2 separate regions of the Homo sapiens genome follow, and region 1 is linked to region 2. A link is a loop called in an ENCODE intact Hi-C map of the cell type or tissue named here. Cell type or tissue: A673. All regions are shown on one strand. Links, peaks and the distances in the headings refer to the core of each region. The heading gives the core; the rest is flanking DNA. Region 1 overlaps B3GALT1 (beta-1,3-galactosyltransferase 1). Region 2 overlaps XIRP2 (xin actin binding repeat containing 2).

Region 1 (12,038 bases), core at 1,953-9,952, 150 kb before region 2:
CCCAGGCAGATGTTGCTTGCTACTGGTGACTCTACAGCTCTGGAGTCCCAGTGGTGCTTCCATGGCTCCACTCAGCATTGCCCTAGTGGAGACTCTCTGTGGCAACTCTAACCCCGCATTTCCACTCAGCATTGCTCTAGTTGGAGCCCTTTATTGGGGGCCTTGCCCCTGTGACAAGTCTCTGCCTGAGCCCCCAGGCTTTCTGCAGCATCCTTTGACATTTGGGTGAATGCTGCCAACCCTTCACAACTCTTTCTTTCTGCAAGCCTACAGAATTTGCACATGGATGCCACTAAGGTTGACGACTTGTATCTTCTTAAGCAGTGAGCTGCTCAGTGTCTGAGGCCACTTGAGCCACAGCTGGGGTGGCTGAGGAGGACTATGTTGGAATGAAGGGAGCAGAGACCTGAGGTAACCCTGGGCAGCAGGCCTGAGTCTGTCCCCAAAGCCACTCTGTCCTCCTAAGCCTCTGGGCCTGTGATGGAAGAGAGAGCCTCAAAGATCTCAGAAATGCTTCCAGGGTCTTCTTCTACCACCTTGATGGTTCCTTCTCTCTACTAATCTTAGCAAAAGTTGCTCAGCCACTTACTTGGTTTCCTCTCTTGAACAAGCTTTTTCACTTCTTACATGGCCAGGCCGAGAGTTTTCCAAATCTTTTTTTTTGCTTCTCTTTTCATTATAAATTCCATCTTTAAGTCATTTTTTTTTAAACTCACAGCTTAATGTAAGTGGTTAAAAGTAGTCATGCAGCAGCCTGAATGGTTTGCTGCTTAGGTATTTGTTCCATCAGATATCCTAATTCATTGCTCTTAAATTCTACAATCCATAAAGCCCTAACTAAGGCACAGACACAATGCAGCCAAGTTCTTTGCCAGTTTACAACAAGGATGGACTTTTCTCCAGTTTCCAATACCTTGTTCCTCAGTTCTATCTGAAATCTCATCAGAACGTTCTTTGCTGTCCCTATTTCTATCAGTATTCTGGTCACAACTAGTTAACCAATCTCTAAGGAGTTACAAACATTTCCTAGTATTCTTATCTTCTAAGCCCTCCCCTCAATATAAGTGTTTTCTAGCCTGCTCCTTCAAACTCCTGTAGCTGCAGCCCATTACCCAGTTCCAAAGCTGCTTCTGCATTTTTACGTATTTATTATCAGCAACATGCCACTTCTCAGTACCAATTTTCTTGGCTCATTTTCCATCATTTATAAAAGAATATTTGAAACTGGGTAATTTATGAATAAAAGAAATTTACTTCTCCCAGTTATAGAAGCTAAGAAGTACAAGGTCAAGGGGCCACATCAGGGAGGGCCTTCTTACTTGTGGGGATTTCCTGCAGAGACCTGAGATGGCTCAGGGTATCATATAATGAGGGAGCTGGGTAGGCTAGCTCAGGTCTCTCTTCCTCTTCTTATAAAGCCACCAGTCCCACTTCAATGGTAACCCATTAATCCATTCATGAAGGCAGCACTTTCAGGACCCAATGACTTCTTCAAGGCCCCACTTGTCAGTACTGCCACAATGGGGATTAAGTTTCAACATGAGTTTTGGAGGGGACAAACATTCAAATCATAGCACACTCTGAGATGCAGTTTCTTATTTGCAAAGGAGGTATAACATATCTATCTCATTCGAGTTGCTACAAAATTAAATGAGATAATGCATGTAAGACATCTAATAAACACTCAGTAAATGTGAATTTCCTTCTCACTTGAAAAGCATTAACGTACATTAAGTTTGAAAAATATCTGTTAAAGAATTAAAGCAGAAGTTTGGGCCATGGGTTAGGGGAATATAGCTCATAAACATCATACCTACGGCTACTGAGATTGTTAATATTTCACAATATTTGTGAAATACTGATAAAAGATGGAAGCAAATTTGAATGAATCCATATTACTGCAAACTTATTAGTGGCATCAAAGAGTTGTTGATTGAAGGTTTCCAACAGTGTTTACAGTGGGCATTACCCTAGGTTCATAAGATTGAGTATGCATTCATTTCAAATGTAATGTGTCTTTAATATAACTCATCTCTTTAGGATTCCACAGTTCCTATAAATGGCTTTTCTGGAGAAAGTTCACTTTACTTTTCTGCATTGAAATACAGGATTTAGCACTGTTAATTTATTGTGGATCTTATAAAAAGCACTGAACCAAGAAGGGAACAAATGGTTAATTATGTGGTACTTTAGCAGTAATGTAACACATAGTGAACAAAAATGACTTCCATAAAGTGAACATTATAACCTAATTGGTTTCTTGCACCTTATAAATTAGAACTAATTACCAAAATAGAAATTTTTACATCTCAGAGTCACTTGGCCAGAATTACATAGTCAGTCAACTGCCAAGTCAAGATAAAAACACAAGTTTTCCTGATTCAAAGTTAATATTCATTCCTCTTGCTGTATTCTCTTAGGAAGTAAAGACACTAATAGTATTCAGGGTTTTCCATTCATACTTCTGCACAGCTGTCTAGTCTTCATCAAACCTAAGCATAAAAAATACACAGGTTTACTTCTTTCTCTGGGTCTCCATTTCCTTATTAAGGCCCCCCATGTCATGTAAAACTTGCATTAAATAAATCTGTATACTTTTGTCTTTTTAATCTGTCTTTTGTTATGGGGCCTTAGCCATGAACCTAATAGAGAAAGGAAACATATCTGCTTTCCTTTACAATACTGATATATTAAATATATCAATTGCAGTAAATAAACTCAACATAGCTCTTTAGTATATGGTAACTACCATAACATGTGAAATTAGAATGTATTCCTTTTAAACCAAGAAGAAAAAACTTTAAGTATTCCAAGAAAGAAAAAATTAATCACACTGAGGCAAAATGATAGTATAGAAACTTAAAAATACAGGAAAAAAACCTAATAAAACAGCAATTACAATATATGTAAACGACATAAACCAAAAGACATGGAAACTATGATATTAATATAATGAAAAAGGATATATCAGGTGAAAATAAACCTGAAGAAATCTGTAGTAATATTGACACTTGAAAACATAAAATTTAAAGCAAAGAATGGGAGATAAAAATGCCATACACTTTAAAAATGAACAGTAGATGAACAGAATGCATTCATTATAAATACATATGCATTCAACAATACAGCTTCAAAATATATAGGATTAACTGACAAAATAGGAGGAAGTAATTTATGAATTTAAAAATTGGATTGAGGATTTTATCATACCCTCTTCTGAAAATATAGATCATGCAGAAAAAATATACAGTGATATAAGAAAACCTCGAAAATATAACTTAACAACCACTGTTATGTTTAAATCATGAGACATAAATGAAATTTCGTCTCTCAAAGCAGAATACACAATCTGTTTAAGTACACATAAACATTTACAAAACTGGTCATATATTAGGTCAATTAAATAGCCTCAGTACAATCTAAAGGATCAATATAATGTCTTATGTTCTCCATTTTTTTCTATCCCCCCATCTCTCTCCTTGTCAGCTTTATTGCAGGACAATCTATACAAGTACACAATCATTGTACACCCAATTAACGTTCACAAAGTGAATAAATTATTGTAACCAGTCATCCAAACAAGACATAGAATATTATCAGAATCCCAGAAGCCCCTTTCTGCTACTCTTCTAGACGTTATCCCTCAGCAAGAGATATTCTGATTTCTATCACAATAGATGGAATTACAATATGTATTCTTGTGTATAATGTCTTTTGTTCAACATTGTGCTGGTGAGATCCATTAAGTTTGTGTCTTATTTCATTTCCCATTTCTTTTCATTTTTGTAAGGTACTCAAATATGAGAATATACCACAACATATTTGTAGACATTTCAGTTGTTTATAGCTATTTCCAGTTCTAGTGATTCCATGAATATGCTTATACATGCCATTTGATGAAGAGATGTACACATTTATTTTGTCTCTATAATAGGTGTGTAATTTCTGGGTCATACGGAATATACAATATGTTCAACTTTAGTAAATAATTCTAAGCAGTTTTCCAAAGTGGTTGTACCAACTTATACTCTCATTATCAATGAATGAAAGTTTCAGTGGCTTCACATCCTTGTCAACACTTACAAGTTCTTTCTTTTTCATCTTAGTCATTTGGTATGGTATGTTGTAGATTCAAGTCTTCTTTATATAATGAAGTTGAATATATTGTCATATTTTTATTTGTTATTTGTATATCCTCTTTTGCAAAATGCTTGTTCCAGACTTTTGCTCATTTCTCTATTTGATTGTCTGCATTTGATTATCAATTTGTGAACATTCTTCATGTATTCTAGATATGAGAGTCCTTTGCTTGATAAAGGTTTTGCATGTATGTTCTCCATTCTCTGGCTAGACTTTTTTACTACTTGATGTCATGTGATGAATAGAAATTTGTTATTATGATATAACTCGATTTACTTCTTTATTACTTTTCTTCACGTTTAATGACTTTTTGATGAAAAGAGACATTGTGATTCATTTTATTCAAAATATATAGGTATTTAGTTGTTATGGTTAATGTTTTACTTATTTATTTGTTCTACCGTGCCATTTAATTACCTTTTTGTGGTAATAAATACATTTATATTCCTTTTTTCTCCTTCATCCCCACACCCTACCCTTCCTGACCTCTGGTAACCACCATTCCACTCTGTCTTCATGAGCTCCACACTTTAGCTCCTACACGAGTGAGAACATGCAATATTTGTCTTTCTGTACCTAATTTATTTCGTTTAATATAATGGCCTCCAGTTCCATCCATGTTGCTGCAAATGACAGTATTTCATTTGTTTTATGGCTGCATAACATTCCATTCTGTATATATACATTTTCTTTATCCATTCATCTATTGATGAGCACTTAGGTTGATTCCATATTTCAGTGAATAGTGCTACAATAAACATGGAAGTGCAGGTATTTCTTTGATATACTAATTTCCTTTCTTTTAGATATATGCCTAGTACTGTGATTGCTGGATAATATGGTAGTTCTATTTTTAACTTTTTGAGGAACATCCATACAGTTGATAGTAGCTGTACTAATTTACATTCCCACCAACAGTGTATGAGGGTTCCCCTTTTCTACAACCTCACCAGCAGATGTCATTGCCTGTCTATTGATACAAGCAGTCTTAACTGGGGTGAGATGATATTTCAGGATTAATGATGTTGAACATTTTTTCATATACCTATTGGCCATTTGTCTGTCTTATTTTGAGAAATGCCTGTTCAGATCTTTTGCCAATTTTAAACTCAAATTATTTGTGTGGTTTTTTTTTTTTTTTTTTTTTGGTTTTTTGTTTGCTATTGAGTTGTTTGAGCTTCTTACATATTCTGGTTATTAATGCCTTCTCAGATGGATAGTTTACAAATATTTTCTCCCATTCTGTAAGTGGTCTTTTCACTTTGTTGATTTTTGTTGTTGTTGTTGTTGTTGTTGTTGTTATACAGAAGATTTTTAGCTTGATGTAATCCCATTTGTCTATTTTTGCTCTGGTTCCCTGTAATTTTTTTGAGGTCTTCTCCATAAAATCTTTGTTTAGACCAATGTTCTGGAATGTTTCCTCAATCAACTTTTTTTTTTTGTAACACTTGTGTAGACATTTTTAGAGCAGGTTTATATACATTTTTTGATTCAAACTTTATTTTGTATGGGTATCTTTATAAAATTATTTGATATATGCTCCTTTTTCTTAAGGTAAAATACATTTGTATAGCATCAACATTTTCTGTTAGGTCTATTAAGAACCTCATTTTATGACCTAAGAGGTCATAAGTGACACTTACACAAGGTCAATCTTAATGACCTGTATAAGAACCACAATTATACAAGGACATTTTGGGGGAGTATAATTTGCATGCCCCTTTGCCAAAAAGCCTCATAGTTCTGTGCTTTTGGAGCTATTTATTTTATTTTATTTTTTTACTTTAAGTTCTGGGATACACGTGCAGAATATGCAGGCTTGTTACATAGGTATATATGTGCCATGGTGGTTTGCTGCACCCATCAACCCATCATCTAGGTTTTAAGCCCGTATGCATTAGGTATTTGTCCTAATGCTCTCCCTCCACTTGCCCCCCAGCCCCTGACAGGCCCCAGTGTGTGATATTCCTCTCCCTGTGTTGTGTCCATGTGTTCTCATTGTTGAACTCCCACTTTTTTTTTTTTTTTTTTTTTTGAGATGGAGTCTCGCTCTGTCGCCCAGGCTGGAGTGCAGTGGCGCGATCTCGGCTCACTGCAAGCTCCGCCTCCCAGGTTCACACCATTCTCTTGCCTCAGCCTCCCGAGTAGCTGTGACTACAGGCGTCTGCCACTGCGCCTGTCTCATTTTTTGTATTTTTAGTAGAGATGGGATTTCACCATGGTCTTGATCTCTTGACCTCGTGATCCACTCACCTCGGCCTCCCAAAGTGCTGGGATTACACGTGTGAGCCACCGCACCCGGCCACAACTCCCACTTATGAGTGAGAAGAATGGGTGTTTGGTTTCCTGTTCCTGTGTTAGTTTGCTGAGAATGATGGTTTCCAGGTTCATCCATGTCCCTGCAAAGGACATGAACTCATTCTTTGTTATGGCTGCATAGTATTCCATGTGTATATGTGCCACATTTTCTTCATCCAGTCTATCATTGATGGGCATTTGGGATGGTTCCAAGTCTTTGCTATTGTAAATAGTGCTGCAATAAATATACATGTGCATATGTCTTTATGGTAGAATGATTTATCATCCTTTGGGTATATACCCAGTAACGGGATTGCTGGGTCAAATGGTATTTCTGGTTCTAGATCCTTGAGAAATCGCCACACTGTCTTCCACAATGGTTGAACTAATTTACACTCCCACCAAGAGTGTAGAAGCGTTCCTATTTCTCCACACCTTCGCCAGCATCTGTTGTTTCCTGACTTTTAATGATCGCCATTCTAACTGGCATGAGATGGTATCTCAACAAACAACTCTGTGCTAAAGGGGCATGTTCTAACCCAATGCAAGGAAGCTAAGAACCTTGATAAAAGGTTACAGGAACTGCTAACTAGAATAACCAGCTTAGAGAAGAACCTAACTGACCTGATGGAGCTGAAAAACACAGCACAAGAAATTAGTGAAGCATACACAAGTATCAACAGCCAAATCAATCAAGCAGAAGAAAGGATATCAGAATTTGAAGATCAACTTACTGAAATATGGTGCGAAGACAAGATTAGAGAAACAAGAATGAAAATGAATGAACAAAGCCTCCAAGAAATATGGGACTATGTTAAAAGACCAAACCTATGATTAATTGGCGTACCTGAAAGTGACAGGGAGAATAGAATCAAGTTGGAAAACACACTTCAGAACATTATCCAGGAGAACTTCCCCAACCTAGCAAGACAGGCCAACATTCAAATTCAGGAAATATAGAGAACACCAGTAAGATAGTACTTGAGAAGAGCAACCCCAAGACACATAATTGTCAGATTCTCCAAGGTTGAAATGAAGGAAAACATGTTAAGAACAGCCAGAGAGAAAGGTCAGGTTACCTACAAAGAGCAGTTTTATATTTACCTAAAACAAACTGAAGTATGGGGATGTCTCTAGATTTAGTCTTTTTGCTCAAGATTGTTTTGGCTCTTTTGGATCTTTTGTGCTTCCAGATAAATTTTAGGAGTTTCTTTTTCTATTTCTGTAAATAATGTCATTGGTATTTGGATAGAGAATGCACTGAATCTGTAAATTGCTTTGGCTGGTATTGCCCATTTTCACAATATTAATTCTTCCAACCCATGAACATGCAATATCTTTCCATTTTGTGTGTGTGTCTTCTTCAATTTCTTTAAACAGAGCTGCACAGTGTTTTTTTTTTGTTTGTCTTTTGTTTTTTTTTTTTTTTGTATACATCTTCACTTCTTTGGTTAGATTGGTTTCTAGGTATTTCATATTTTTGTAGCTATTGGAAATGGGCTTGGTTTCTCGATTTTTTTCTGATTGTTTGCTGTTGGCCATATATAAGTGTTACTGATTTTTGTATGTTAATTTTGTATCCTGTATCTTTACTAAATCCATTTATTAGTTCTAACAGTTTTTTATGTTGCAGTCTTTAGGTGGGTTTTTCTAGGTTTAACTTCCTTTCCAATTTGGATATCCTTCATTTCTTTATCTTGACTAATTGCTCTGGCCAGCAGTTCCAGTAGTATGTTCAATAAAAATAGTGAAACTGGGCATCCTTGTCCTGTTCATCTCCTTTGAGGAGAGGTCTTCAATACTTTCCTGTTCAGTATGATGTTAGCAGTGGGTTTGTCACATATGGCCCTTATTATTTTGAGGTATGTTCCTTCAATACCCATTTTGATGAGGCTTTTTGTAATAAGGGATGCTGAATTTTATCAAATGCTTTTTCAGCATCTATTCAAATAATCATAAGGTTTTTCTGATTCTGTTAATGTGATATATTGCATTTATTGATTTGTGTATTTTGAACCATCCTTGCATCCCTGGATGAATCCCTCTTTGTTATGATGAATAATCTTTCTAATGTGTTGAGTTTAGTTTGCTAGCATTTTGTTGAAGATTTTGTGTCTACGTTCACCAGTGATATTGGCCTGTAGTTTTGTGTGTCTGTGTGTGTGTGTGTGTGTGTGTGTGTGTGTGTGTGTGTGTGTGTGTGTGTGTGTGTCTTTGCCTGCTTTTGTTATCAGGGTAATGCTGGCCTCATAAAATGAGTTTTAAAGTATTGCCTCACCTTTAATTTTTTTGAAGAGTTTGAGTAGGATTGGCATTAGTTTTTCTTTAAGTGTTTGGTAGAATTCAGGAGTGAAGTAATCAGGTCCTGGGCTTTTCTTTAATGAGAATCTTTACATTATGGCTTAAATCTTGTTACTTGTTATTGGTTTTTTGAGGTTTCTTTGTGTTTTAATCTTGGTAAGTGATATGTGTCCAGGAATATATGCATTACTTCTAGGTTTCCAAGTTTGTTGGAGTATAATTGTTCATAATAGTGTCTAATGATTCTTTGTATTTCTGATGTCTCAGTTGTTACGTCTCCTTTTTCATTTTTGATTTTATTTATTTGGGTCTTCTCTCTTTTGTCCTTAGCATAGCTAAAGGTTTGTTGATTTTTTTTTTTACCTTTTCAATAAAACAACTTTTTTTTGTTCATATTCTATATTGTATTGTCTTAATTTCATTTATTTCTGCTCTGATTTTTATTATTTCTTTCCTACTACTAATTATAGGCTGGGCTTGTTCTTGCTTTTCTAGTTCCTTGAGATGCATTCTTAGGTTGTTTATTTAAAGTCTTTTTACTTTTTTGATATAGGCATTTATTGCTATCAACTTCGCTCTTAGTGCTGCTTTGCTGTATCCAATCGATTTTAGTATGTTGTATTTCCATTTTCATTTGTTTCAATAATTTTTTAATTTCCTTCTTGAGTTCTTCATTGACCCACTGGTTGTTTAGGAGTATGTTGTTTTATTTCCATGTGTTTGTGTATTTTCTGAGGTTTCTCTTGTTATTGATTTCTAGTTTTGTTCTACTGTGTTCAGAAAAGATGCTTGATATGATTTCTATTTTTTAAAATTCATTCAGATTTGTTCTGTAGTCTAAGATATGGTCTGTTCTCAAGAATGTTCCATTTGCTAATGAAAATAACATGTATTCTGTGGCAGTGGGTTGAAATGTTCCATAAATGCCAGTTTGGCCTATTAGATAGGGTATGTCGTTTAAACTCCAATGTTTTCCTTTTCAGCTCTGGTTGGCACTATAAGCCCAGTTTCACCTCAGCACTAGTAAATTACTGAAGTACTGTCAGTCCTGAATGGGGAGGTCTCAAAGGGATTATCCCAGCAGGATCGGAAGGCTGAGTTGGTGTCCATCCCCAGGGGATCTGTATCTGTGGAATGTACCATCCGACAGCATGGTGTTGCTGAGTCTGATTTGGTGTCTCCTTTGGTTGAGTCACAGAGTTTCCATGGCTGGGAATGTCAGTCCTGCCCCCTCCTTTGTCTCTGCCTGTCCGCAGGGATATTTCTTCCTTCACTCAGTCATGATGATTCCTGTGGGTTAAAGCAAGGACAAGTCTCCTGCTGGGAACCCAAGAAGGTGGGGAAGCCGGCTGACCATCTCAATCTCACTTTTTCAAGTACATAAACTGTGAATTGAGGGGAGATTTCCTGTGTGCTTGGCGCTGGGAAGAATTTGGGGGAGGGGCATTGTGGATGTGGGAGTCTGGATTCTTTTACTATCTGCTTGGAGTTTCTCCACTTTTCTGTGGCTCCAGGAATTGTTTCATCCCATATTTGAGTTCTGGGTTGTTGCTGGTGAAAAATTCTGGTGCTCTATATTTGTTTCTGGATTTCTGTGGTGGGGAGTGAATGAAGCTTGCTTCTATACTGCCATTTTGGAACCAGAAGTCTAGTGCTTTTTATATTCTGATTAAAAATAACCCCATGTCATGAAAAGTTTCCCCTATAATTTCTTTTTAAAAGCTTTATTGTTTTGCCCTTCACATTTATTTCTACAATCTCTATGGAATTGCTTTTTGCATATGGTATAAAGTAGGGTCAAAACACTTGTTTTTTCAACTTACCAAGAAATTGCACTGGGTGCCCATTTTAAATGATTACTTTAAAATATTTCAATTATGTTAAAACTTAAAAAAAAAATTTCCCCAAATACCATCTATCCTTACACAACAGCTGCTTTATTTTCTAATATTTCTCTCTGGTCTTTTATTTTCTTCTATTTACCCATCTATCATGTTTACATACTTCATTTATTCAATAGTATTTGTTGAATATAACTCTATTTGAGTCCTTAGAGTATATAATTCTCTATGACTTTTTTGAGCTTCTCTGGATAATAGTTGGATTTGTTTATTTCATGATTCTCTACGGGGAAATTCAATTTAAATCACAGCCAAAAGCAAAGTAAGTTTTAAGATAAATGGGATTAAATAAAACCATGTACTATATTTAAAATTTTACATTTCACATGAAAAGGGAAGGCATAAGGAATCTAATGAGTAATTCATTCCATAGCTTCAAATATATATATACACAAAGAAAACCCTTTGTCTGAACATGTAACAAAGACAGTGAGATATTCTTTATCTTGATCTCTTATTTTCTTTAACATAAACTTGCAAATGATCTCCTTATAAGAAATAATATCACCTCAATTTCTGAGCTTTTCTGACCTAATAACACTCCAGGAAACTGAGTTCATTATAATAAGGAAAGATTTCTATAAGAAGAATAGCATTTGGAAAATAATTATTGCACTGTTATAGTTAATATTAACAACACATGGAAGTTCAATATCCTTTAAACATTCTTAATTTAATAAATTGGACACATTTAGGATTATTAAAAGTATTATTAAAACATAGTCCTTTTAAATGATAGTAATTATTTACTACTACTGATATAGAATTAAATATTTGCTCCTGATGTGATTGACAGCTACTTTATACTTATAGATACTTAAATAATAGCATTTATAAACTGGCTATACCTATTAGAAATCTCAAGAATTCTTATTATGTAAAAACTATTGTAGCAATATGATGCTTACTCATCATGGCTCAAATGAGTCAATCCTTAAGGGCAGTAACTCAAAGGCCCATCCTTCCTGTCTGAGAAGCGAAAACAAATGTACAATCAGCAGTAATGGTGGGGATAAAATAATTAAAACATTGGCTTATTGACATTCGGGATTTTTTCCTGTGCTCGTAACAGCAAAATGAGTTTATAAATTACCTATGTATGTAACACACATGGTTTGAAAGCTGCCCTTTAGCTGCCACAACCCAGTGGAAATAAAGGGACAGCAATTAAACAAGCATCCTAATTATCATAAACTCTGAGGAATACACGCACAGAGTGCCAGGAGGCATTCATTCATTTTCATGCCAGGATGTGCTTTATTTAAGCACAGTACAAATTACCAAAGCATTTGAAATCTAGGCGAAGGTAAAACGCTCTTGTTAATAGAGATGTCTTCAAGCAAACTGTACTGAATGAAGAATGACTGTGCCATCTTACATCAATTTTACTATGAAAAG
Region 2 (12,038 bases), core at 2,760-10,759:
TGTATATGCTCATAGGCATGCTACTGCTGCAAACTTATATTTTAATATATGTGAACATTTTGTATATATAATCCATTTTCACACATGATGAAGTATTGAGAAGACAGATGTATGTTGAAAATCCCATATATAATGGAATTTATTGGTCGGCTATGACTAATTTCAGTCTGTGTCTCAGCACTTACAACCTAGGTAAACTTAGTCAAGTAACTCAATCTCTCTAATCCATAGACTCTTCACCAGAAAAAATAAAATCTTATACCATACTCATGCGATATTTGTGAGGACTAAGTGAGATCAAGGCCTATATTGTTTGTCCTTGCTGTGAGCTTGGAACACAGCGAAGCTGAATACATACTACTCATTTATGGACATGTATCCAGACCTGTTTTTCCCCATTTTTAATTGTTGTTAAGGGTATTATCAAACTTATGGGCTTTGTGGGTTTTCTAAATTCATTAAAATTATCAATATGCTACATTTCTAAATATATTGCCTTTACATGTGTCCAAAAACATATAAATTATGACATTTTTCAGCCAAATTATGAATAAGACTTTGATTAAGCATTGGATGTTTCATACAGTTCTAGGACATTCATGTAAATACATTTACATGTATACAAACACACATATATATACATATATCCATAAGTGAAATATATGCATATGTATATAGCACAACTATATGCAATTACAAATGCAAGAGCATACAAATAAAGCCTGTGAATAAAAATTAAATGCATGACAGAAAATTACACTGTTTTCCACAGAGGTTGCTTAATTGGAGGAAAGACTATGGAACTTCAAACAATAGCTGTTTTTCAGGTCTTTGTTGTGTCTCAGTACTTATTATACATTTGATCTCAGACAACTCAATATCTCTGAATCTTGTTTTTCTTGAATATAAACTAGAGATAGTAACATCTCTTCTATGTATAATTTACTGGGTTACCTTGGGTTAAATACTTAAACCATCTAAGCCTCAGTCTCCTCATATTTTGACTGACGTAAAGGTTTACCTACAATGTAGTGTTGTTGTGAAGATTCAGTGACATAAGTCATGTTACCATGTGATATAAACTATAATTATATAAACTTCTATAGCCACTAAAAATACAGTTGTTACCATATAGGCTCTTATATTTTAAAAAATTGAAAGAAGTTCTTATACTTTAAAATTCTATCTATAACACCATTTTATTTATATACAGGTACATCTTTTGAAATGTGATCTCTAAATAAAAACTTACCATCATTGCAACCTTTGACTATCCATCTTAAATGTGCTGTATATACAACTTAATGTGCAGAAAGTCTTAACTTCCAATATGTGGGAAATGTATACTTTAAAGGATATTGTAATGAATATTAATACAAATTTCATAGATGTGTGTATATATGTGTATATAATACATATATGAATTTGTCTATTCTAAATTAATGAATTTATTTGGGGATTAATACAAATTTCATAGATGTGTATATTATATATATATAAATTTGTCTATTCTTAATTAATGAATTTGTTTTGGCAATTTTATGATAATAAACATATTTTTCTGTAAAATCTGCCTATCCTTATTTGTAATAATGAAATCTACACATTCAGCCTTTCTTCTAGAAATCAGCCCAAGGATGCCATTAGCATCTAGATATGCAATCTGGGAGTAGAACTGCAGTTAGTTCTCTTGGAGTTATTGCTTAGACATATCAGCATGGTCTGTGTGCCACTTTGCATATACAGTAATCTAAAAAAAATCCAGAAGATATTCTTACCCATTTCCATATGTTACTCTAAGACAGTGTGTATTGTGTTTCAAGTTTTAGATTTATAGGTTGATTGACTCTTCCAACAAAATTTATCAAATGCCTACCACATGCCAAACTTTTTGCTAATAATTGGGGAAATTTGGAGAGTAAAATTAGACCCAGTCACTGTCTTTGTAAAGCTTCTATTTAGTATGGGAGTTTATTATTCTGTTTTCATGTTGCTGATAAAGACATACCTGAGACTGGGCAATGTACAAAAGAAAGGTATATTGGACTTGCAGTTCCATGTTGCTGGGGAGGCTTCACGATCATGGCAAAAGGTGAAAGGCACATCTCACATGGTGGCAGACAAGAGAAGAGTGCATGGTCAGGGAAACTCCCCTTTTAAAAACCATCGGATCTCCTGAGACTTATTCACGATCATGAGAACAGCACATGAAAGACCCAACCACATGATTCAGTCATCTCCCAGCAGGTCTCATCCACAAGAAATGAGAATTATGGGAGCTGCAAGATGAGATTTCAGTGAAGACACAGAGCCAAACAGTATCATTCCACTCCCCACCCCTCCCAAATCTCATGTCTTCACATTTCAAAACCTTCCCAACAGTCCCCCAAAGTCTTAACTCATTTCAGCATTAACTCAAAAGTCCACATTCCAATGTCTCATCTGAGACAAGGCAAATCCCTTCCACCTATGATCCTGTAAATTCAAAAGCAAGTCAGTTACTTCCTAGATAACAAAGGGGGAACAGGAATTGGGTAAATACAGCCATTCTAAATGGGAGAAATCGGCCAAAACAAAGGGGCTGCAAGCCCCATGCAAGTCCGAGATCCAGCAGAGCAGTCAAATCATAAAGCTCCAGAATGATCTCCTTTGACTCCATGTCTTGCATCCGGGTCACACTGATGCAAGAGGTGGGTTCCCTTGGTCTTGGACAGCTCTACCCTTGTGGCTCAGCAGAGAACAGCCTCCCTCCTGGCTGTATTCATGGGCTGATATAGAGTGTCTGTGGCTTTTCCAGGAACACAGTGCAAGCTGTCAGTAGATCTACCCTTCTACAGTCTGGAGGATGGTGGCCCTTTTCTCACAGCTCCACTAGGTGGTGCTCCAGTAGGGACTCTGTGAGGGGGCTCCCACCTCACATTTCCCTTCTACATTGCTCTAGCAGAGGTTCTCCATGAGACCCCTGCCCCTTCAACAAACTTCTGCCTGGACATCCAGGCATTTCCATACATCCTCTGAAATCTAGGTGGAGGTTCCCAAACCCAAATTCATGACTTCTGTGCACTCTCAGGCTCAACACCACGTGGAAGCTGCCAAGGCTTGGGGCTTGCACCCTCTGGAGACACAGCCTGAGCTGTACTTTGGCCCCTTCCAGTCAGGGCTGGAGCAGCTGGGATGCAGGACACCAAGTCCCTTGGCTGCATTCAGCAGGGGGATGCTGGCCCCTGCCCATGAAACCATTTTTTCCTCCTAGGCCTCTGGGCCTGTGATAGGAGGGGCTGCTTGAAAGGCCTCTGACATACCTGGAGACATTATCTCCATTGTCTTGGGGATTAACATTTGGCTCCTCATTACTTATGCAAATTTCTGCAGCCGGCTTGAATTTCTCCTCAGAAAATGGGGTTTTCTTTTCTATCACATTGTCAGGCTGCAAATTTTCTGAACTTTTATGCTCTGCTTCCCTTTTAAACATAAGTTTCAATTCTAAACCATATCTTGGTAAATGAATAAAACTGAAGGCTTTTAAGAGCACCCAAGTCAAATCTCAAACACTTTGCTGCTTAGAAATTTCTTCCACCAGATACCCTAAATCATCTCTCTCAAAATTCAAGGTTCCACAAATCTCTAGGGCAGGGGTAAAATGCCGTCAGTCTCTTTGCCAAAAAGGTGACTCATAGCAAGAGTCACCTTTGCTGTAGTTCCCAACAAGTTCCTCATCTCCATCTGAGACCACCTCAGCCTGGATTTCATTGCCCATATCATTATCAGCATTTTGGTCAAAGTCATTCGATAAGTCTCTAGGAAGTTGCAAACTTTCCCACATTTTCCTGTCTTCTTCTGAGCCCTCCAAACTGTTCCAACCTCTGCCTGGTACCCAGTTCCAAAGTTGCTTCCACCTTTTCGGGTATCTTTTCTGCAGTGCCCCACTCTACTGGTACCAATTTACTGTATTAGTCCATTTTCACCCTGCCGATAAAGACATACACGAGACTGGACAATTTACAAAATAAAGAGGTTTATTGGACTTACAGTTCCACGTGGCTGGGGAGGCCTCACAATCATGGCAAGAGGTGAAAGGCACCTCTCACATGGATGGCAGACAAGAGAAGAGTGCTTGTGCAGGGAAACTCCCCTTTTTAAAACCATCAGATCTCGTGAGACTTATTCACTGTCATGAGAACAGCACAGGAAAGACCCGACCCCATGATTCAATTTTCTCCCACTGCATCCCTCCCACAACCCGTGGGAATTATGGGAGCTACAAGATGAGATTTTGGTGGGGACACAGAGCCAAACCGTATCGGGGGTAAGGGGATGTCACTGGTATTAATCAAATAATTTGCAAGACCATGTGTAATTACAAATGTACTATGTGCTAGGAAGGAAAAGTGAGAGTCAGAGATGTTTAGTAAAAATCAACTGGGTTTGGTACAAGATTTAAGTTGTAAATAAATGAAAGAAATTAGGGTATAAAATATGACTTTTGGTTTTCTGGTTTTAGCAACTAGATTGTCTAAGAAAATGCTCACAGAGACCCAAATTTGAGGTTAGAGGTGGGTGACACTCTGATCAGGACTTGTTGGACTTAAGGTTCGTTTGAAATAGCCATAAGAAACTATCAAGTAGGCAGTTGTCTATATGATTCTAGAGTTCAGAACAGAGCTCCCAGAAGGTAATATACATGTAGGAGCTACTGGTATTAAAGAGATAATTGAAGCCTTGGATGTGAATAAAATTGCTAGGAATAGTATAGTTGATAACAGAGGTTAGTAAAATGTTTTGAACAACTATAGTGTGGTTATAGGAAATTATGTTAACGGATGTACATTTGCTTATAAGCACAATGACTACATTAACAACAACAAATCAATGCAGGTATTAACATAGTTGAGAGGAGTAAACTGAATAATCTGAACGGCAACTGGTAACATAAACATTACTCACTTGATGATATATATTTATCCAACTAAGGTTTTTAATTTATAACAAATGTGTATTCAGAATTGGTGATTTTGATAGCATGAAGATTGAACATGTTGGCTTGCTAAAAACAGGCTGGACAGCATTGAAAATTGTTAATATCGATGGTTTTATAATTTGGACATTATTGAACACATACATGCTCACATTCACACATACAAACACACACACACACAATATTAAATTCAGGGATTAAGATTGAAAAGAAATCAGCTAATGAGCTAGGGAATGGCATTTACTAATTTTTTTCATTATTTGTTCTTAGATATTTCTAGTGTTAATTATGTTTTATATATCATCTCAATTAAAAGCCATTGAAGCTTTTATTGAGCAATAAATATTTTAGGTTAGATAGAGTTCAGAAAATAATGAATTATTTTGGAATTGTCTTTTAGGTTAATTTTTGTTTAAGGAAACTTCTATATGGACAAATAACAACGTAGAAAGGTGTTTTCACCAGAAGTATTCTTTAACCAGTCTGCCCTCCTCCTGAAGGAAATGATTTAACAGGGGTTATTGGACTACCTTGAAGACTAGTAAATAAAAATCTGTCACCATTTTACAAAACATGCAGCAAAAAAGATGGTGAATACAGTAGTGGTCATTACCAATTATTGCGTCTTTGAGCCTTTTAAGTTTTCATTTATTAGAAGTGATATTAAGTTGATATGATAATGTGAGGGAAGTGTCCAAGTATAGCCCAACAGCTCTACTGTGTTTCCAAAGAGTCTTAGGTACAGGATGTGCTGGCTAACTCGTGCTTTTAATTGCATGCAAACAGCTCAGCCAGTACATCCCCGTTCCCTCTATATCTGACACATGAAAACCTTTCTCAGAACTGCTTAGTTATGTGTTTATCTGTGTCCCTTCAGCACATTCCTCCTCTTCCCCCAAATCCTGTATTTCGGACACTGCAGGAAAAGGGTTTGGATCCATCTACTGCAGCAAGAAGTGGGGTGCACGCAGCCAAAGGGCCACTGTCATCTTCAAAATGGACCTACTAGCCTTAACATTGCAAGGGCCTGAATCTTGTGTACTCTCTCTGTCTTGCTGTAAGTAAATACTCTAGCACCTGAACTTGGTGTGCATGTTATCTGTTTTCAGCAACTTTGAATCATTTACTGGTCTCTTCCTAGGTGGGATTTATCTGCCTTTTAACATGGGCCGCACCTATGTGAAATTCTATCCTACAGCACAACCCAGCCACATCGTGAAACAGACAAAAAGTTAACTGTATATTGAACTAGTATTGTAATAAAACACATTGATTTTAAATAATTATGATGTATACTGCCCTGATGGCCTCAATTCTTTACGACTCCCTGCATTCACACACATTGGCAGTGCTGTCTCACTTTGTTTCTTCGAGTATAAGGCTTGCTTTGGCTATTAGAATGAGACAGCAGTAAACTGTGTGCCAGTTCTGAGCCTAGTGTGTCACTGCTCTTCTCCTTTACTTCTTCCATTGCCATGAAAAGAGCATGCTCAGAGTAACTTGCAGGTCACAGGAGGATGATGAAATTACCTAGGGTAGAGCTGTCCCAGGTAATGTGCCCCAACCAAGCAGAGCCTAGAACACAGTTCCCAGCAGATGTGCTGATGCTTGTGTGAGGCCCACAAAGACCAGCAGAACTACCCAGTTGATTTGGGGGGGATGCATCTTTAGCATCTTTAAGTAAAAGTGTAGGTGATAATGCTGCAGTACAACAACAACAACAACGATAATAATAATAAAGAGAGGAATAGGCCACTTCTGTAGGTTCAGAGGAATCTGCTATTTTAATATTTTTGGTTGTATCAACCAACATACAACCATCCATGTTCAAAATCCCATTTTTTCCCAAAAAAGTCCCTGACTGTGTTAGGGAGTTTAACTTTCCATGGAGCTCAGCCACTCTTACTTTTAATTGTTGATTTAATTATTCATCTTTTTGTTAACTTTTTTCTCAGCATTTAGCAACGACTTCCGAGTTCCACTTTCTTCGTAATCGCTATTTTCCCTGCATGTCTCAGATATTTGATACATGGTACCAGCTAGGCATTTGCTTCACCCAGTAAAGTCATGCTAGTGTACCACTGCTGAGAATTTTAACAATCGCACTGCCACCTTGTGCCCATTGCCAGCCAGGCAGAAAAGAATTCAGCTCCAAGATACCATTCAAGTCTTTGCTTTTTGGGCCACTCCTAATACCAGTTAGTCCAGGTTGGGTTCTCCAAGAAGTAGATTCTGAGCCAGAGATTAATGTGTAGGAGGTTTATTAGAGCATGCTCTTGGTATCAAGGGAAAGAAAGGGAAGGGAAAGAAGCATGATTTGGCAGAAGCTGACCTGAGATGCACCCTCAGCCAATTCTATAGGGAGTTCTGAGCTGGAGTGACAGTGAGCCTTAAGAGTTGTGCTGAGTTGTCCTTCCATTGACAAAAAACGAAAATAGTCCACCTTGGAAAGTCAGTTATTTTAGCTAAAGCAATCCTGGCAGGGAGCTGATAATTAATACCCTTCTGGGGCCAGCGCTTTGATCATATGTGGCAGTAAATCATTCCTGAAGAGGAATCTTGATTGTGTATCATAGAATCCACAATCACATAATTACAACTAAGTAAATTATGACAAAGTGAAGACTGATTATTTAAACCCAAAACACTTTTCCACCTGTTTACTATTATTCTGCTGTCTTCCAATTTAACAGGACTCGGTGGCTATCCATTTTCTTGGATTTCCTACATTCATAAGCATTAACTGTACTGAGTTATTTCACTTTATGTTTTGAATGTCTCTTCCTTGTCTGAGAGCTTTACACAAAAGATACCATAATTTATCTATTGTTTTCTTAATCACTCTTCCAGTGCATTCAAATGGTCCCATAAATGCTTGTGGAATGGCTGTTGACTGGGTGATGCCATAGTATTTATTTGTCAGCCTTTCTATCCATTTTCCATCCATTTTATTTTCTATAAATCGGTACTACGTCGAGGAAAATGACCACACTGTAGATATTCTACGTTATCTTCCCTCTGCCACTTCATTTGCATACAAATATATAAAGTTTTAAAATTTCTCATAATATCTTTTGGGAAAAACATCCACAGTAAATGTCAGGTAGCTTAAATTAGACTTTTAAAGGACTCCATCATTATTGAGGTTAAATCATTTTTAGACAATATTTACCAAAAAATGTTTCATGTCTTCTATTAAAGTTGATTTCTAGAGGGTTGAGGCTTAGTACTCTTCAGCACTTCTCACATGTTCTCATGGCTCTTATTTTGAATATAAATATTGTATCTGCTGCCTATTTCTGATCTCCATTACATTTGATTTTTTTACCGTAAGATTTCGTATTATCATTAATACCTTCAGAATTCAAAACTTTTACATTAGATTTAGAAGTCACTCTCAGTTCTCAGTAACATTTCCAGGAAGAAAAAAATGTATTGCACTTCTCTTTTACTTTAACATCTGTGATTATCTTTCTGTAAGTTCTTTTTCTTGGCAATGAAAAAATTTTCCATTTCCCAATTGGATAGTAACCAGTAGTCAGTAACTATCAAAACACAGCAGAGAAAGTATTGTTTTTCTATTTTTCAGTTTCTTGAAAAATTAATATGTCTTTAGAAATTATTCTAGAGATGTTTATAGAAAATTGTTAGCTTGGGAGAAAATATTCCCGATGCGTAAAATGGTTGTGCATTAGGGAGTGGGTGGTAAGTTTGCATTTGTCAGTTTTATTGTAATTTGAGAAAACCATTGTCCCAATCCAAAGAATGTGTTGCTGTGAGAAAACTATTGTCCCAATCCAAAGAATGTGTTGCCCAGAGCCCCAAATCTGTTGCAAGGATTGATTGTGTGGAAGCTGCAAAAAAGACAATTCAGCACAATTTTATGGGAAATAGAACATTTTTACAAGATTCATTGGAAGGTCTAGTCTTGAATAAATAATGCAAAACCCCTTATATGCTATGCTCTGCCATCACACAGCCTCCTGTGGAACAGCTTTTGGTCAATCATGGATCCATCTTCATTCCTTTATAACATAATTTTGTTTATGGAAATATTAATTTTTACAACACAAATCATATATTACATAGTTCTGTGACGTAAATCCCAAGAAAAGATTATGGGAAGTTGTTACATAACATTAATAGCCATGTATTTTTTAAAAAACCCTAAAGATTAAACATGGTTACTACCAGTTATGGGCTGAATTGTGTTCCCCGCAAATTCATATGGTGAAATCCTAAGCCACAGCATCTCAGAATTCAGCTCTTTAAGGAGATAGGGTCTTTCAAGAAGTAATTAAAGTAAAATGAGGTCATGAGGCTGGGCCCTACTCCAATATGAGTTGGAACATTATAAGAAATTGGAACATAGACACATATAGAGGAAGGCCATGGAAGACACAGAAAGAAGATGACTATCTACAAGCCAAGTAGAGAGGCCTCAGAAGAAACCAAGCTGGCCAACACCTTGATATCAGATTTTTCCGACTTGCAGAATTGTGAGAAAATAAATTTCTGTTTGGTCACTCAGTCTGTGGTACTTACTTATGACAGCTTTAGAAAAATAATACACTGACTGCAACAATAAGAAAACTTCACTGAATTTTTGATTTGTGTGTTTAGCTACATTTTAGATCCTAAAGCTTGCTATTTAGCTGGAAGATTTTGTTATAATTAGAGCGAAACCATTACTAAATAAAATTGTATTTGCATATTTGAATTTGTAAACTCCTACATGTCATTCAAGAAAGGTGATGCAGCCAATAATCATAATACAATGCCTCTTTCTGATTAAAAATTTTTTAAAAATGTTTTCTTGAAAGAAAATATGTTACATATACACAATGGAGTACTATTTAGCCATATAAAAGCATGATATCCAGTCATTTGCAACAACATGGATGGAACTGGAGGTCATTATGTTAAGTAAAATAAGCCAGGCACAGAAAGAAAAACATCACATGTTCTCACTTATTTGTGGGATCTAAAAATCAAACAATTGAACTCATTGACATAGAGAGTAGAAGATAGTTACCAGAGGCTGGGAAGGGTAGTAGCAGGAAGGGGGGATGGTTAATGGGTATGAAAAATTAGAAAAAATGAATAAGACCTACTATTTGATAGTACAACAGGGTGACTATAGTCAATAATAACTTAACTGTACATTTTAAAATAATTTAAGGAGTATAATTGGATTATTTGAAACTCAATGGATAAATACTTGAGGGGATGGATACGCCATTTTTTGTGATGTATTTATTTCGCATTGCATGCCTGTATCAAAACATTTCATGTACTGCATACATATATACATACCTACTATGTACCTAAAAATTTTTTTTAAAAAAAGATGAGGGCACAAAATTGCTTGTTGATTAAATGAAAAATCAGAACAATCATTATTTTCATTGTTCTCCCTGGTGTGCACAGCAGCTACTTTTAATCTTAAATTTTACCATAATTGAAGAGGGGACTAGGCTACCAAGATTCAGTAGGAAGAGTCCAACAAGAGGACCTTTGTAAAGCAAGAGTCACATTCTTTAAAAGGATCACTGACACTAAGAAACTATACAGTAATACTATGTCATGAGTTTTCACGAATTATTTCTTTCTGCATGAAAACTATTGTGTTATCTTACTATAAATGATTATAGAAATAATGCTGTGTCATTCAGAATATTTGAAGGGTAAAGTGCAGTAATTCAGTTTAAACAAAAAATTTACTTCTGTAGCTCTGGCCATTTTCTTGCTAGACTTTCATAGTATTTCATTTAATCGGGTAAAAGTATGTGTTTGTTATGAACTGAACTGTGTTCCCACAAAGCTCATATGTTGAAGCCCTAAACCCCAATATGACTATATTTGGAAATACATCCATTAAAAAGGCAAGTAAGGTTAAATGAAGTCCAATGAGTGGTTCCTAGTCCAAAAGGACTGGTACTCTTATAAGAAGAGAAAGAGACACTAGGAGTGTGAGTGCTCAGAGGGAAGACTATGTGTGGACCTCAACAAGGTGACTATTGGCAAGCCAAGGAGAGAGGCCTCAGGAGAAACCAAGCCTATCTTCAACTTGACCCTGTACTTCCACCTTTCTGAACTGTGAGAAAATATATTTTTTGTTGTTTAAGCTACCCAGTCTGTGATATTTAATTATGTAAGCCCTAGGGAACTAATGCAATGTAGGTCTTAGATATCTATTAAGAACATACTAGCAAGAGGGAATTTGTTAGTCTTTCTGAAAAGAAATAGTTTCCAAGATTGCATTTTGGTTTTATATTTATAGAATGTCAATAGTTTGTGTTTACGTAGGAGAATATGGGATAAGTCCTGTTTCATATATGTACACTACAAATTTATGCAAAGCCACTTATTTATGTTCATTTTTTTTCAGAATCATAAAATTTATTTGAGGAAGAACAAAGGCAGTAGAAAATTTAGAAGCCAAATTTTAGAGGAATATGTTTTCATAACAGAAAAACTTAATATTCATCAAATATGATAAGAAGAAAACCTGACAAACTGTAGTGATATGATTGTTATACTTATCCATTACACAGAGCAAGCAATACAAATGCAATGTGAATAATTTATTTAAGTAATGTCTAAAACCTTTCTAGTTAATTTCTGAGTATGGACTTCACATTATTCTGGAGGAAAATCAACATTTTTCGTCAAATGTTTATAGACACATTCTATGATAATTTAATATAGGTAATTATTTCAAGAACAATAACCCTCGTATCTTTAAAATGTAGAGTAAAAGAGAAAATGAAAATGTTACACTTTCTAATAATACTGTGCCTTCAGTTTAGTATTTTATTTTTTCCAGCATTATTTTAGTGTGGGTGGTAAATACTTGCCTCAAGACAAATACTTCCCAAGTCACAAGGAGTATATGTACTTAGAATGACAGTATATATCAAAAAAAGTTACAGAAGTATTTTGGTTTGCACCTCAGGTGATTCAATTTTATTTCAGAGGAAATTACAGAGAAGTTATAATAATTGTGACAAGCAGCAGCAGTATAAAAATCACACCCATGATGTTTTACAGGAAAACAGAA

What was found. A loop is a pair of places that touch in the nucleus more often than their neighbours do. Peaks named below come from ENCODE experiments on the same cell type or tissue, not always from the same donor. Only the 100,000 strongest peaks of a DNase experiment are listed, where the experiment ranks them.
Region 1: a loop joins it to region 2, with 8 times the contacts of the local background. A loop is called at or near these places in 5 of 110 quality-filtered maps.

What each region holds. Positions count from the first base shown.
Region 1 is chr2:167,404,628-167,416,665 of GRCh38, reverse strand. The region is part of intron 1 of B3GALT1 (beta-1,3-galactosyltransferase 1); the gene reads right to left. Among named protein-coding and RNA genes, the nearest start is that of B3GALT1, 120 kb to the right of the region's middle. RefSeq lists an enhancer at 10,135-10,688. In A673, for the core only: a CTCF peak has its summit at 5,084 (motif pointing right); a DNase peak (open chromatin) is centred at 9,865; H3K4me3 peaks cover 409 bases; H3K27ac peaks cover 66 bases.
Region 2 is chr2:167,259,631-167,271,668 of GRCh38, reverse strand. XIRP2 (xin actin binding repeat containing 2) reads right to left here. Exons shown (of 11, transcript NM_152381.6): 11 at 11,916-12,038. Among named protein-coding and RNA genes, the nearest start is that of B3GALT1, 27 kb to the left of the region's middle. In A673, for the core only: CTCF peaks have their summits at 2,873 (motif pointing right), 6,899 and 7,099 (motif pointing left); a DNase peak (open chromatin) is centred at 7,088.